3 separate regions of the Homo sapiens genome follow, and all the other regions are linked to region 3. Evidence: chromatin contacts called from ENCODE Hi-C or POLR2A ChIA-PET data. All regions are on one chromosome and are shown on one strand. Each heading gives the region's core, a stretch centred on a gene start or an enhancer-like site at or near the end of the contact. The rest is flanking DNA. Distances are from core to core; before and after follow the strand shown. Region 1 holds the start of AK8 (adenylate kinase 8). Region 2 holds the start of SURF1 (SURF1 cytochrome c oxidase assembly factor). Region 3 holds the start of RALGDS (ral guanine nucleotide dissociation stimulator).

The links. A loop is a pair of places that touch in the nucleus more often than their neighbours do. ChIA-PET counts read pairs that join two places held with the same protein, here RNA polymerase II (POLR2A). Pooled maps may share reads with other maps.
Region 1: a loop to region 3 is called in a pooled map, with 8 times the contacts of the local background. The contact joins the promoter of AK8 here to the promoter of RALGDS in region 3. A Hi-C loop is called at or near these places in 7 of 50 pooled maps. POLR2A ChIA-PET finds 5 or more read pairs at or near these places in 2 of 52 experiments (OCI-LY7 and WTC11).
Region 2: a loop to region 3 is called in a map of naive thymus-derived CD4-positive, alpha-beta T cell, with 5 times the contacts of the local background. The contact joins the promoter of SURF1 here to the promoter of RALGDS in region 3. A Hi-C loop is called at or near these places in 1 of 168 maps with a recorded cell type or tissue (naive thymus-derived CD4-positive, alpha-beta T cell), 3 of 37 single-sample maps with no recorded cell type and 9 of 50 pooled maps. POLR2A ChIA-PET finds 5 or more read pairs at or near these places in 7 of 52 experiments (AG04450, CD4-positive, alpha-beta T cell, H1 and 4 more).

What each region holds. Positions count from the first base shown.
Region 1 is chr9:132,876,062-132,880,177 of GRCh38, forward strand. It overlaps AK8 (adenylate kinase 8), which reads right to left and starts at 2,223. Exons shown (of 13, transcript NM_152572.3): 1 at 2,111-2,223. The coding sequence starts at 2,194. SPACA9 (sperm acrosome associated 9) reads left to right here and starts at 2,837. Exons shown (of 4, transcript NM_001316897.2): 1 at 2,837-2,953.
Region 2 is chr9:133,355,103-133,359,478 of GRCh38, forward strand. SURF1 (SURF1 cytochrome c oxidase assembly factor) reads right to left here and starts at 1,385. Exons shown (of 9, transcript NM_003172.4): 1 at 1,298-1,385; 2 at 1,167-1,218. The coding sequence starts at 1,351. SURF2 (surfeit 2) reads left to right here and starts at 1,448. Exons shown (of 6, transcript NM_017503.5): 1 at 1,448-1,568; 2 at 1,812-1,966; 3 at 2,609-2,712. The coding sequence starts at 1,491. RefSeq lists silencers at 1,187-1,306, 1,547-1,616.
Region 3 is chr9:133,118,574-133,122,808 of GRCh38, forward strand. RALGDS (ral guanine nucleotide dissociation stimulator) reads right to left here and starts at 2,667. Exons shown (of 18, transcript NM_006266.4): 1 at 2,399-2,667. The coding sequence starts at 2,581. RefSeq lists an enhancer at 1,571-2,267 and a silencer at 2,247-2,956.

The sequences.
Region 1 (4,116 bases), core at 973-3,472, 240 kb before region 3:
AGGGACAAGGAGGGAGGGGCTGTAGCCCTCTTGGAGTGAAGGGAGTGTGGGGCAGGGAAAGAGCACCGAGCCATGAGAAGTCTTGGTTCCAGCCCCACTGTATCTCATCAGCAAGTCCCTTCCCTTCTCTGGGCCTCAGCTTCTCTGCCTGTTCAGTAGCACAGCTGGAGTGAATTCATGTTTGTATGTCACTGGTGCGATGATGGAATGAGATGATTTTAGATGGTTCACACATAAATATTTTACATTTCATGTTTAAATCATTGTGTATTTAACGTGTATTAGAAATATAAGTACATCAAATCAATAATTTCAAGGATATCACTTAGGATGAGGCAAAAGCGGCTATTTAATTTTTTAAAAGGTGAGTTGATTTAAACAAGTGATTAGTTTAAATGGAGGTGCAGTAGCGGTTATGCAAATCTGTACATGTGATACAACTGCACAGAACTGTATGCACAACAAAAACATCAATGCAGGTAAAAATGGAGGAAATCCAAACAAGGCCTACAGTTCAGGTAATCCTATTGTACCAATGCCAGTTTCCTGGTTTTGACAATGTGCTACAGTTATGTTAGATGTTATCACGGGGGCAATGTGGGAGGGGAGACCAGAAATCCATACTATTTTTTAACTTCCTGTGAATCTAACATTATTTTAAAATCAAAAGTATAAAAAATGGAAATGGTCAAAAACATGGAGGGAATCCACAGATGACTAAGGACTGGAAATACTGGACTGAAAGCTTTCTTGTTGGGAGGCCGAGGCAGAAGGACTGTTTGAGCCCAGGAGTTCAAGACCAGTCCGGGCAACATAGCAAGACCTCGTCTGTACTAAAATTAAAAAAAAAACATTAGCCAGGTATGGTGGCCTGCACCTGTAGTCTCGGCTACTCTGGAGGGACTAAGGCAGAAGGATTGCTTGAGCCCAGGAGTTCAAGGCTGCAGTAAGCCATGATTGTATCACTGCACTCCAGCCTGGGCAGCAGTGCAAGACCCTGTTTCAAAATCAATAAAAGCTTTCCTGGGCAATTCCTCCAACAATCAATGTGGAAAACACACCAGGTTCTCTAGAGCAGACAACAGGGCTCCAGATGATCCCCCATCCTGCCCTGACCTGCTGACTTCTAACCCAGCTAGCTATTTGATTTGTGATTGGCCACTCAAGCAGTTTTAGGAATCTCTTGCTCTCCCTCTATCAGTTAACACTTTCCGAGGGAAATGTGTTTGATGGAGGTGCAGACACGGGTTTCTTCGTCTGGGCTCAGCTGTCTAGTGTGCAGGGCAGAACCTCAAATGACCACAGACACCACTATGCCCTCCATGCCATGCCCCTGGGGATGGGGTGTACCCTGGGAAGCAGACAAATGATCTGAAAACTGAGCTCCAGCTTCCCCTTGCCTCTCAGAACCTTTGAGTGGCTGAGAGTTCTTCCCCTCCAGCTCCTGAAAGCCTTGACCTCCACCACGTGCAAAAGGGAAAACTGGGGCCCTGGCGGGGACGGGGCCTCGCCCAAAGTCACACGGTGAGCTGGGGGCCCAGTCAGGCCTGGAGCCAGAATGAGAGCTTCGGAGCTGCCGGGGACGTCTGGCCCTGAGGAGGAGGGACCAAGGTGGGAGATGCTGCTGTCCCAGAGGCGGCCCTCTCTGAGGATGGAGATGCCAGCTTGAACTCGGACAATGCCCACCTCAGAAACCTGGGCCGAGAGGCTCCCCACAAATTCGACAGATGGTAATTGTCAGCGCCGGGAGAGCCCCTGGGAGACCACCTCTTGCAACCTGGCATTTCACAGGTGGGGAAACCGAGAAAAGGAAAGGACTGGTTCCAGACCATAAGGCCCGCTGGCGGCACAGCCAGGACCAAATCCCGGCTCGAGTGGCCCCCTTCCTCCCCCTGGGTCCGCCTGAGGCAAACCCGGGCAGGACCAGGAGCGTCCCCAGCTCGAGGGCCCCCTCGGGGTCACGGCGACACACGAATCGTACATCCCGAGTTGGGCTGCTTCGTGGGCGCGCGACTCGGCCCCAGCTGCGGGTCCCGGCCGCGCACCCGACGTCGCAGTGGAGGCTCCCGAGCCGCCGCCAGCGTCGCGACGGGCAGGGGTGTCCGGTCACCTGCATCAACTCGAAGATGTGGTTCTCCTCCCCGTACTGGGGCATCTCGGGGGGGATACGGTGCGGGGCGATAGTGGCGTCCATGTAGCCGTCTCGGCTCGCCGCTCCCTAGTAACCGCGTCGCTAGGGCCGCCGCGCCGACTGCGTCATCAGCACGCGCCGCGGCCCCGCCCTGCAGGCTCCGCGCCGGGCCCAGATACCCGATCCTCGGTCGCGCGGGTCGCCCCCGCCCCGACCTCCCCGGCTGACGCGCTCTGCGGCTCGGGCAAGTTCTTTCCCCAACCCCGGCCTCGCTTTTCCCATTTGCGCATCTTAGCGGGGGACACCCTCAGGTGGCTTCCAGCTGGGCCTCCTCGTATCTGAGACCCCCGACGAAACCCAGAAGGGGCAAGTCGGCCCTCCGAGGGGACGGGAGGCAGAACCTGCTTCTGGTTCTGTCAGTGCTCCCCGGCCCGGCTCCCTGTGCCTCAGTTTACCCATCTTTAAAACAGACGCGGGAATAAATGTGGGGGAGGGTGTTTGAAGGGGGAGGGGCGTCCATGAGATGGGCCGGAGGTTCGAGGATCGGGTGGAAATCCTCAGCCCAACTCCTAGAGTCGAGCCCCGGTAGACCCCTCCCAGCTCCCCGGCTCTGGCCAAGCCGCCAAGTGACCCGATTGCTATGGCACCGGCGGTAACAATCACGCCCGCGGCCCCGCCCCTTCTCGCCCGACGTCCCCACCCACCCTCGCCTCCCAAGTCCTGGAACGGGCCTCCCCACCCTCCGGGGCACCGACACTCACGGAGTCACTCCAACTTCTCTGGGTGCTCCGTGGAGCGAAGAGCGCTCTAGGACAAGCAAGGGTAAACAGGGATGAGTGTGGGTGGGCCCACTCGGACCCCACCCCGGCCTCTGGGTCAGAAACTGGAAGCTGGGGTGGAGGATGGAAAGATGGAGGGGTCCGGAGGATGGAGGGGCCTGCACAGCTGTCTCGGGGTGGGGGCGAGGGGAAGGTTCGCGCTGGAGACGGAGCTTTTTAAGTCGTATGAATTCCCAGTGGTACGGGGCAGCTTGATATTTTATTAGTCGCAACACTGAATTGGGATCTCTAGCTCTTGTCTGTTGCCGTTAATCGTAGGAGCTGTAAGAGTTTGTTGAACTCTTTGTGCTCTCGGCAAAATTCTGTTGTCTCTGTACCTTATGGAGAGGGAAAATGGCACAGTCAATGCAGACAGCCCCAGCTTCAAGTTCTGGCTCCGCTTCTTACTGTGTGAGCTTGGCAAACTCTCTGCTTGCTCCGTGCCTCACTTTCCTGCCCTGTGAAGAGGGAACTGCTGAAGGATTTCAGGAGCTAATGTATTGGAGAGTAATTGGCATGCAGTAAGCACACAATATATGGGGCTACTATTAGTAGTAGTATCTCATTTAATCGTTCCAACAATCCTGTGAAATAGGCACCTTCATTCCCATTTTACAGATGAGAAGTTGGAGGATTAGAACAATGAGGAGTGGTTGGCTGGGTAACTTTGGGTGAGTCACTTCCCCTTTCTGGGCTTCTTTTCTCATCAGTTGTTGATCATACAGCCTTAGAACCAGAAGGCCTCTTGAAGAAGAGGCTAATCCAAACTCTCTCATTTGACAGATGGATAAACTGAGGCCCAGAAAAGGGGGAAATCTTGGCTAGGGCCACTGGTTAGATTGGGCAGAGCCAGGGCATGAACTCTGCATCCAGGCTCCAGCTAAAGCCCTTTTCTACCAGCCATCAGCCCAGAGACATGCCCTCCCAACGTAAAAGCCAGCACTGTTGCCTCTTCCCCTCCAAACCGCTTCCTCAAAGTGTGTACACCTTGGTAGGCTTGTCAAACCCAACTGTAAAGATAGCTGGGGAAGAAAAGGAAGCTGCCTCCCCCTGAGCAAAGAACACAACAGCCATGCCTGCCATTTGCACTGGAGAGGTTTGTTTTGCTTCCTGGACATTTCTGAAATGACTTGCCTTTCTCCTCATTTATTTTAAGCCCTAGGCGCT
Region 2 (4,376 bases), core at 135-2,634, 240 kb after region 3:
AACCCGGTGCCCAGAACAAGGCACACACAGTACGTCTGCCAAGTGAGTAAGTGGGATCTAGGGCTCAGTGCCGGTTTGACCACCAACCACGACCCTGAGTAACTCATGCCTTTTTACTCAAGAATCTAGATGTATTCCACTGCACTAAGATGCACCATTCATCCATTCAAAATGCATTTAATAAGCAGCTACAGTTGGCCGGGCACGGTGGCTCACGCCTGTAATCCCAGCACTTTGGGAGGCCAAGGCGGGCGGATCACGAGATCAGGAGTTCGAGACCAGCCTGACCAACATGCAGAAACCCCATCTCTACAAAAAAATGCAAAAATTAGCTGAGCACGATGGTGCTTCTGTAATCCCAGCTACTCGGGAGGCTGAGGCAGGAGAATCGCTTGAACCTGGGAGGAGGTGGTTGCTGTAAGCCGAGATTGCGCCACTGCACTCCAGCCTGGGCAACAAGAGCGAAACTGTCTCAAAAAATAAAAAATAAGCAGCTACAGTTACTAAGTAGCTTAGTCAGGCACTAGTGGTTGTTGTGTTATGTAGAAAAATATATCAATTCAGTAATGGCTCACAGAGCTCTCTTAACAGCTTTCCATTTTTACAACTCATCGTAAATGTAAAGAGGGAAGAATGTACACAGAAAGTGCCTTTAAGCTCTCAGAGGATGAGTTCCATCCGCTGAAAAGCACCAGGGGCCTTGCGGATACTATTTTTTTTTTTTTTTTTATAAAAAGGCAGGCCTGGGGCAGGCTTGCACAGCACTCTACACACGGCAAAACAGCCCTGTGCTGCACACTGAGAGGAACACGTAAGCCGCGGTGGTTAGATACGCTTTACTTTCAGAGCCCTGGGCTTTCAGCCTGGGCTGGCCACCCATTAGCTGGATGGGACGTTCGGAAGTAACTCTCGAGCCTTCTCTGTAACAGGGGAACGACCAAGGAGCTACCTCTCGCGTTGTGAGGACAAAGCGCTCGCTACATGCCCGGCACACGACCACAATTCCACTGAAAGCATTTTAATACGGAACTTGTCACTCCCAGGGAGCCTCCGCTCAGCCGGCAGTTGGTTCATTTCAATCCCCACGACAACCCTTCAAAGTGCAGGGCAGACAGCAGGTGGCTCTGCCCAGGCGCCTGGATCACAGCCCGGCCTGCAGCCCTCACCTGGGCGCGGGGAGACCCTGAGGACGCTCCTCCAGGCGGCGCTGGCCGGGGCCTGCGGACACGGACGGGCGGGCTGAGCTCCGGGACCCCTCCCCGCGCCCCGCACCCCGCACCCCGCACCCGGCGCTCACCCGTCCCAGCCCCGCCGCCCGCAGCCCCAGCTGCAACGCAGCCACCGCCGCCATCGCACCCGGCCCCGCGGGCGCTTCCGGGACGCAGGAAGCATCTGCATCCGGGGCGCCGCTGAGTCCCGCCCAGAGCCCCGCCCCCGGCTCCAGGTTCTGCGAGCGGCTTCCGCCGGGCTGCTCCGCGGGCGCGTCGGCCATGAGCGAGTTGCCGGGCGACGTGCGGGCGTTTCTGCGGGAGCACCCGAGCCTGCGGCTCCAGACGGACGCCCGCAAGGTTCGCAGCGCGGGAGGGGAACGGAGTGGCGGAGAAGGGCGCAGTTGGGATGAGGGGCTGAGGGGAGGGCAGGGGAGAGGAGAGGGCAGGGGAGAGGGGAGAGGGGAGAGCAGGAGAGAGGGGAGGGCAGGGGAGAGGGCGCGGCGGGATCAGGGGAGGAGAGGGAAGGGGGCGCGGCAGGAGGGGGCACCAGGGAGCGGAGCCCTGGCCCTCCTGACGTCCTGCCCGCCCACGCGTCCGCAGGTGAGGTGCATCCTGACAGGTCACGAGCTGCCCTGCCGCCTGCCGGAGCTCCAGGTCTACACCCGCGGCAAAAAGTACCAGCGGCTGGTCCGCGCCTCCCCGGCCTTCGACTATGCAGAGTTCGAGCCGCACATCGTGCCCAGCACCAAGAACCCGTAGGTGGTCCGCGGCGGCGCGGGGAGGCCCAGGGCAATTAGGACAGCCCCTCCGCTGGACTCCGCCAGTGCTGCAGCCCCTACTCTTTCAGAGTTGGGAGCCCTGGGACCCAGGTGGGCGCCCGGGTGCTGGAATCACCTGCGGTCCCAGCGGCGAGGCCTCTTGGTGAGCTCGTTTGCTCACCTGAGGTTTGTCCTGTGGGGTGTGGCTGCTTCCCAGATGAGTAGAGGCTTGTGATTTGTCACCTGAGGTTGTGAACAGCGTTGGGTTCTTCCCTTAACCCCAGAAGGGGTCTTTGATTTAGCTGGGAGCTAGGCTTTGTAATAATCGTCAAAACAGAGATAGGATGTTTCCATTCATTGAGCCCTTGCTCCAGGTGGAGCCATCCTCTTGCATGAACTCATCCTGGAGCAGTCAGTGAGGCTGCCATGCGTGCTTTTCCGGTAAACATTAAGAGGCTGCAGTCGGCCTGGGTCAGACGGTTCCCCACCCAGCTTCAGAGTGGAATTGCTCCGGGAGCCTTTAAAAGCCCGATGTCCAAGCCGCATGGTAGACTGTCCAGGGATGAGTCCAAGACACAGCCACCAGTCTGAATCCTTGCTGTGAACTGTCCCTACAAATTTGGTCTCTCTGCTCTGTAGGCACCAGTTGTTCTGCAAACTCACCCTGCGGCACATCAACAAGTGCCCAGAACACGTGCTGAGGCACACCCAGGGCCGGCGGTACCAGCGAGCTCTGTGTAAATGTAAGTCCCAGTGGACCCCCATCAGTGCATCGCCATCTGAGTGCATGCCCGCCTTGCCCCAGATGGAGCGTGCTTGAAGGCAGGTCGTCCTTCAGCGATCCGTGTTGATGCATCAGGCCTGTTTTTTGGCACAGTGAAGAGAGGGATGATGGCCCCTGACCCCACAGCTTTTAGTGCAGGCAGGCACAGAGCCAGAAGCAGGCTCGGGAGTGAGTGAGTGTGCGTGGCAATGCGAGGTGTGAAAGAAACTGGGCGAGGGATGTGGGGTGGGCTTGCGGAGACAGGAGGGCTGGGGAGACTCGCTGAGGGATTCGCTCGAGGCTGAGGCTGGAGGGATGTGGTGGCAGTGGGGTCGGGGGAACAGCACCCCAGGGAGAAGCCAGGGTCCATGGAAGTCTGAGGCAAAAATGTGTTGGCTGAGGTAGGCTCCAAAGGACTGGCTGGGCTAGTGTGCACAGCCCGGATGACCCAGAGACCAGGCCAGGAGCACTGCAGTGGGTGTGTGGAGAGGGTTGGGTGGGGGCTGCATGGACAGTGTGCATGGTTGAGAAGGGAGGACTCCTTGACTGCGGTCATCCAGGAAAAGACGGTGGGTTTTGGGGGGAGAATTCAGAGTCCCTTTGAAGGTTTTAAGCTTGAGCTGTATTAGGAAAGGTGTGTATTAGGGAAGTATCGGGCTTTTGAAACAGGGACACCCGTGCTGGATGAAGGAGATGGTTGCACCGTGGATCTGGGTGAGCACCCGGCGAGAGTTTAGAGAAGGGAGAGAGGCCTGGTCCTGAGCCCCAGGAAGAGGCTGGAAGTCCTCCCGTGGTACTGAAGGGAAGATGAGGACAGAAAAATGATAGATTTGATAACACAGAGGCCCCTGGCAACCTTGGTGAGGCACCTGAAGCTTGGCAGGGACACCTGGCTAGAGTGGAGCGTAGGCTGCAGCCCATGAGGGCAGTGTCCGGCCTTAGGCAGGTGCTGGGTCACCAGAAAGCCTTTCTGGAGTCCAGCTAAGGAGGGAAATGGACAGAGGCTGGAGCGGACAGATTCAGGTTGGTTTGCGGATGGGAAGATGCGTCTACGGGCTTCTGATGAGTGCGGAGAGGCAGTCCAGCCCTCCCGAAGCATGAGTGTGGATTGAGAAGGCAGGACCAGGGTTTCTCAAGTAGAAGGCGGGCACCTTGCAGAGGCCTTGCAGGCACAAGGGCTGCCAGCCTGAGGCTTGGACTTTTTCCAGCCAGTGTGTTAGCTGCTCAGGGGTGGGCAGGAAGGCTCTAAGTGCAGGGGGCCACGGGGTTCCCATGAAGAATGGTTATGATGGTGGACTGTGGAGCTGAGATGGGACTGGGGCGCCGAGGTCACTGCAAGGCAGTGGTCCAGGGAAGTCCAAACGTGGCTGTAAGGGGGCTCTGCCTTCACGTTCTGGTGGTGACAAGGCTGCTGCATGGCCATGGGGGTGGGTGGCAGAGACAAGGAGGGAAACAGCCCTGGAGATGGGCCGCCACATCAATGGCCAGGGCCCAGCAGGGCTCATGCAGCCCATGAGGGATGATGATGGTAGCTGCGCTGGGCTGGAGGGCAAGCCCCAGCAGACCCTCCAATATACAAGGGGACAACGGTGGTGACTCCAGTGAGGTCTTTCCATGGAAGCCTTGTCCCAACTCCCTTCTCAC
Region 3 (4,235 bases), core at 1,417-3,916:
CCCAAAACCTGCTGGCTCTTATTAGCTGTTATCTTAAACCTGTGGGGTCCAGTTCTGGGCTTGCTTCCTCCAGGTAGCTCTCCCCAGCGTCCTGTGGCCCAAAGCACTTTTGCCTTCCTCTGAGCCATAAGCTTCCCTACTGCTCACCTGACCTCAGGGCTTCTGGGCTGCCTGGGCTTCCTCTGACTCCTGGTGGCTCCTGCACACAGTAGGTGCCACAGAGAACACAGCCCATGCTTAAATCCTGGCTGCGGCCCTTGCTGGCTGCACGGGTGTTTAGGTCAGAGACTTCCCTTCTCTGACCCCCTAGCTTCCTAGAAGGTGGTGTTGGCACCTACTCTGTAGGGTTGGTCTAAGGCAGATGAAGTGAGGGGGTGGCCCACAACCTGCACTTTTTGTCTGGCCAAAGCAACAGCCTGTCCAGAGATGGGGGCACGGACCAGGTCACCTCCAGAAAGCAAGAACTGTGCAGGCCAAGCTGGGTCATTGGTGGCTTGGCTTAGAATCGGGAAGATAAGCGGAAGCCCAGATGTGAGGAGATCTGGCAGCCCAGAGGGAAGCACCGGGTGGAAGCTAGGTAGGGAAACAGGGATGCGGGGGAAGGCAGAAACTGTCTGGTGGTTTCCAGAGAGGACAGGGACCAAGTGCGCAGCGTCAGCTCTGGCAGGCCACATAGACACCAGGAAACCAGCCCCAGGACGGGGGGTGTTGGCAGGAGGGACAGGGACTTCCCCGCCCCCTCCCTTGGGCCCTTGGTAAATGGTCATTGTGTTCAGTTTCCGGCAGTGGCCTCCTCTCCTGCCAGGATCCTGGTTTTCCTGACCCAGCCAGAAGCTTCCCCTTTGATTTCTAAATAGCAGTCGAGGTCTGGATCTCAGTGCTGAGGCTGGGCAAGGAGCGCCAGGGCCAGAGAGAGGGAAGACAAGACCCCCAGGCAGGGGTGGGGCTCAGCTCTGCCTCTCCCTCAGTTCCTCAGGGACGGAGAGAGGGAACCTGCACGGCCACTGTGAGCGCTCCGCCGGACCCTCCCAGCACACAAAGCCCGAGCTGCTGCCAGAGGTAATGAAAGCCAGATGAGCGCTGGGCTGGTGTCAGCCTCCCACCCCCACCCTCCCAGGGGTCCCTCTCCAGCCGCCAATGAGGACCAGAGCCCTGGATAGATGAGGGTTGAGGGAACACGTCTGGTCCGGCCATCTGCCAAGCTCAGGAGGAAAGGGTCTCTCAGGCGTGTGGTGTTCCCCCACCAAGAGCTCTGCCCAACACTGGGCGGAGAAACAAGTCGCATCCAGGCCCTGTCTAGGTACCGGGACACCAAGAGGCACGAGACTCAGGCTAACAATCGCCAGCAATCACAACGCGCCACAGTCTAAAGCCATGAAGCGACTGGAGACGCAGCAAGGCAACACGATGCCGCACGGGGACTCAGGAGGTTCACTGTGAAGGCTGCAGCCCAGCCAAAGCTCTGATGGGCCCTGAGCCCCCGATCCAGGAATGGCCTCTGTGCAGGCCCTGTGCCCAGGCAGAGCAGGGCGAGGGGGGCATCTCTGGATTCCACTCCCTCTGCTGTGTAGTCAGCAGCAGTCAGGTGGGAGGCAGATGGCACCACCCAGAGACCCAGGGCACACGAGAAACAAGCCCCCGCCCTCACCTAGTCACCCTCCCCTCCATCCATCACAGGTACACCACTCCCTTCTCTGAATCCTACCCAGTCCTTACCGATTCAGGGTGTTGGCACTCTTTCCAGTTAAGCAGAAACAAGTCTTGCCCGCCCTGGGCCTGGGCCACCCTCCTCCCCTCACCACCAGGACATCTGGTCCCACGTGTTGGAGGCCTGCTGCTCCACCCCATCCCCCGACCCCCCCCCCACCCCGCTCTGAGCAGCCCCGATGTCCCTGGTCACCAGATCCACATCTGCCCCAAGTAGGGTCTGTCTGGAAGGCCCCTATGGTCTCATCACCTCTGAGGATTCTAGGATTTGGCCTTCCCGACCACTTGTTCCACACCTGCATCGTAAAGGCTAACGACGCGCTGCGGGCCCTGGGTGGGAACTGAGTGAAATAAGGCACAGGCCACCGATGTAAACAGGGACAGTGCCGCAGAAAAAGGTCCACCTGGGCTGCAGCGGCCTTGGTGACAGCAGGCCCTGGAACGGTATTGAGGGGCGCAAAACCCCAGCCGTGGTCCCTACTGTTGGACGGGGCGCGGCGGCAGCCCCCACTGCCCACCCTGCTGGCTGATTTCTGCAGAAGGCCCCGACCCCCACCTATGGAGGAGAGAGGAGGGAGGCGGCCCGCTGGGATCGCCCGGCCCCGTCCGGGGCTCGCCCCGACCTGCCCAGCTCTGCCGCGGGTGGGGAGGCTCCGACGCACCCCCCGCCCGACCGCCCCAGCTCACCCACCTCCGGGCGCGGCAGGTCGGGGTCTAGCTGCGTGAAGCTGTGCAGCACCACCGGGCAGCTGTCGGGGACGCCCACCTCCAGGCGCACGGCGTCCCACACGCTGCGGCTCCGCCGGGAGCCCGGAAACAGCGGCTCGGCGCCGCCAGCAGGCCCGGCCGCCTCGGCCCACATGCGCTGCACCATGGAAGGCTCGCAGCGCGGGCGCGGGGCCGGCCCGGCGCGCGGCGGGGGCGGCGGCGCGGCCCGCGCGGCTGGGCTTTGCCACCGCTGTGAGCCCGCGGCCCGGCCCTGCTGATGTCAGGCTGGGGGGCGGGGCCGGAGGGGAAGAGGGTGGGGCCGGGGAGGGGCGGAACCGGAGAGTCCGAGGGACGCGTGCGTGCGCGCGCCCGCGGCCCCGCCCTCGCCGAGGTCAGACCCGGGGCGGGACCGGGAGCCTGGAGGGGCGGGGTCTGAACAAAGAGGGCGGGGCCGGGGAGGTCGAGGGGTGCGCGTTGGCTGGGTCTCCCGGAGGACCGGCTGTCACGTGTGTCGTGGGGCCTTGGGTACCCCGGTTAGGCACCGTTTGCGTGTCACGCTGCTGCAGTGCGTGTGTTGCGTAGGGCTGAAATGTGTACGTGCTGATCATGTGTGGGGAAGCCGCCCTGGAGTCAGCTACCCCGAATTCCAGCAAAGCCTCTCCCCAACTCTGTGGCCTTCCACAAGTTGCTTAACCCCTCTGAGCCTCACTGTTTCTTCATCTGGAAAATCTGGGTAGTGAAAATGACTTCCTCAAACAGTTGCGGGGAGGATGACATTACGTAATGGACATGAAGCACTCAGCACTGAGCACCTGCACCTGACTACAGGCTCAGGCGGAGTTTGGAGAGGCTGACCATGTGTTCAGTGACCCTGTCAGTGCAATTGGAAATCCTGAGTGTGGGGCTGTGTGTGCAGTGGGGGAAAGGGTCAGAGAGTGGGGCCCTACCTTTTTGGGGCAAAGCCCCACACTATCCCCTTACAGACACCCTCAGAGGAGGGGAAGCCAGGGAGGTGGGGGAGAGCGGAAGGCACCAAGGTTGGGGCTGAGAGGCATCTGACAAGGAGGAAGGCATCAAGAGTGACAACGCTGGGCAGAGCACATGGCTGCGTGGCCTGTCAGCTGGGGCTGCTTGTGGCTTGGACATCCCTGGTCTCAGGGTGGAAGTGGGGCTGCTGGGGCTGAAGGGGAAGCAGGGACAGGGACATCCTCAACTACTCTTTCTGGAAGCCAGTGAGGAAGGAAGACAGCCTGGGGCTTAACAGCAGGGCCAGGAGAATGGATGAATGAATGGGACCCTTCCTCATGCCTCACTCATCACTGGGCCTGCCCTGGCCTCAGCCTTCAGTCTTCATGGAGGCCAGCAATTGCTGCCAGCAGCCCTGGCCATGCCAACCTCCCCAGGTCTGGTCCGTACTATTGGGCCTCAGTTTCTCCATCTGTAAACTGAGAGGGCGGGACCAGACAGCACATTCCACGAGCACATCTTGCCCCCTTCCCAAGTGCCAATCCTCAGACACCCACGAAACACTTCCACTGTGACTGGAGTGAGGCGGCAGTTCATCCGTTCAGAACAAGACCCCCATGTGCACACGACTAGAAGGGCCTACTTCACAAAAATTATGGTGGTAAGTTGCAGCTGGGTGGAAGCTCTACTGGTTTTCATTTTACTTCTCTGAATTTCTAATTTCTAAAATCAGTATTTTAATAATCAGCTCTATGTGATAAATGCTGTTTTTGAGACAGTCTCACTGTCACCCAGGCTGGAGTGCAGTGGTGTGATCTCGGCTCACTAAGGCCTCCGCCTCTTGGGGTCAAGTG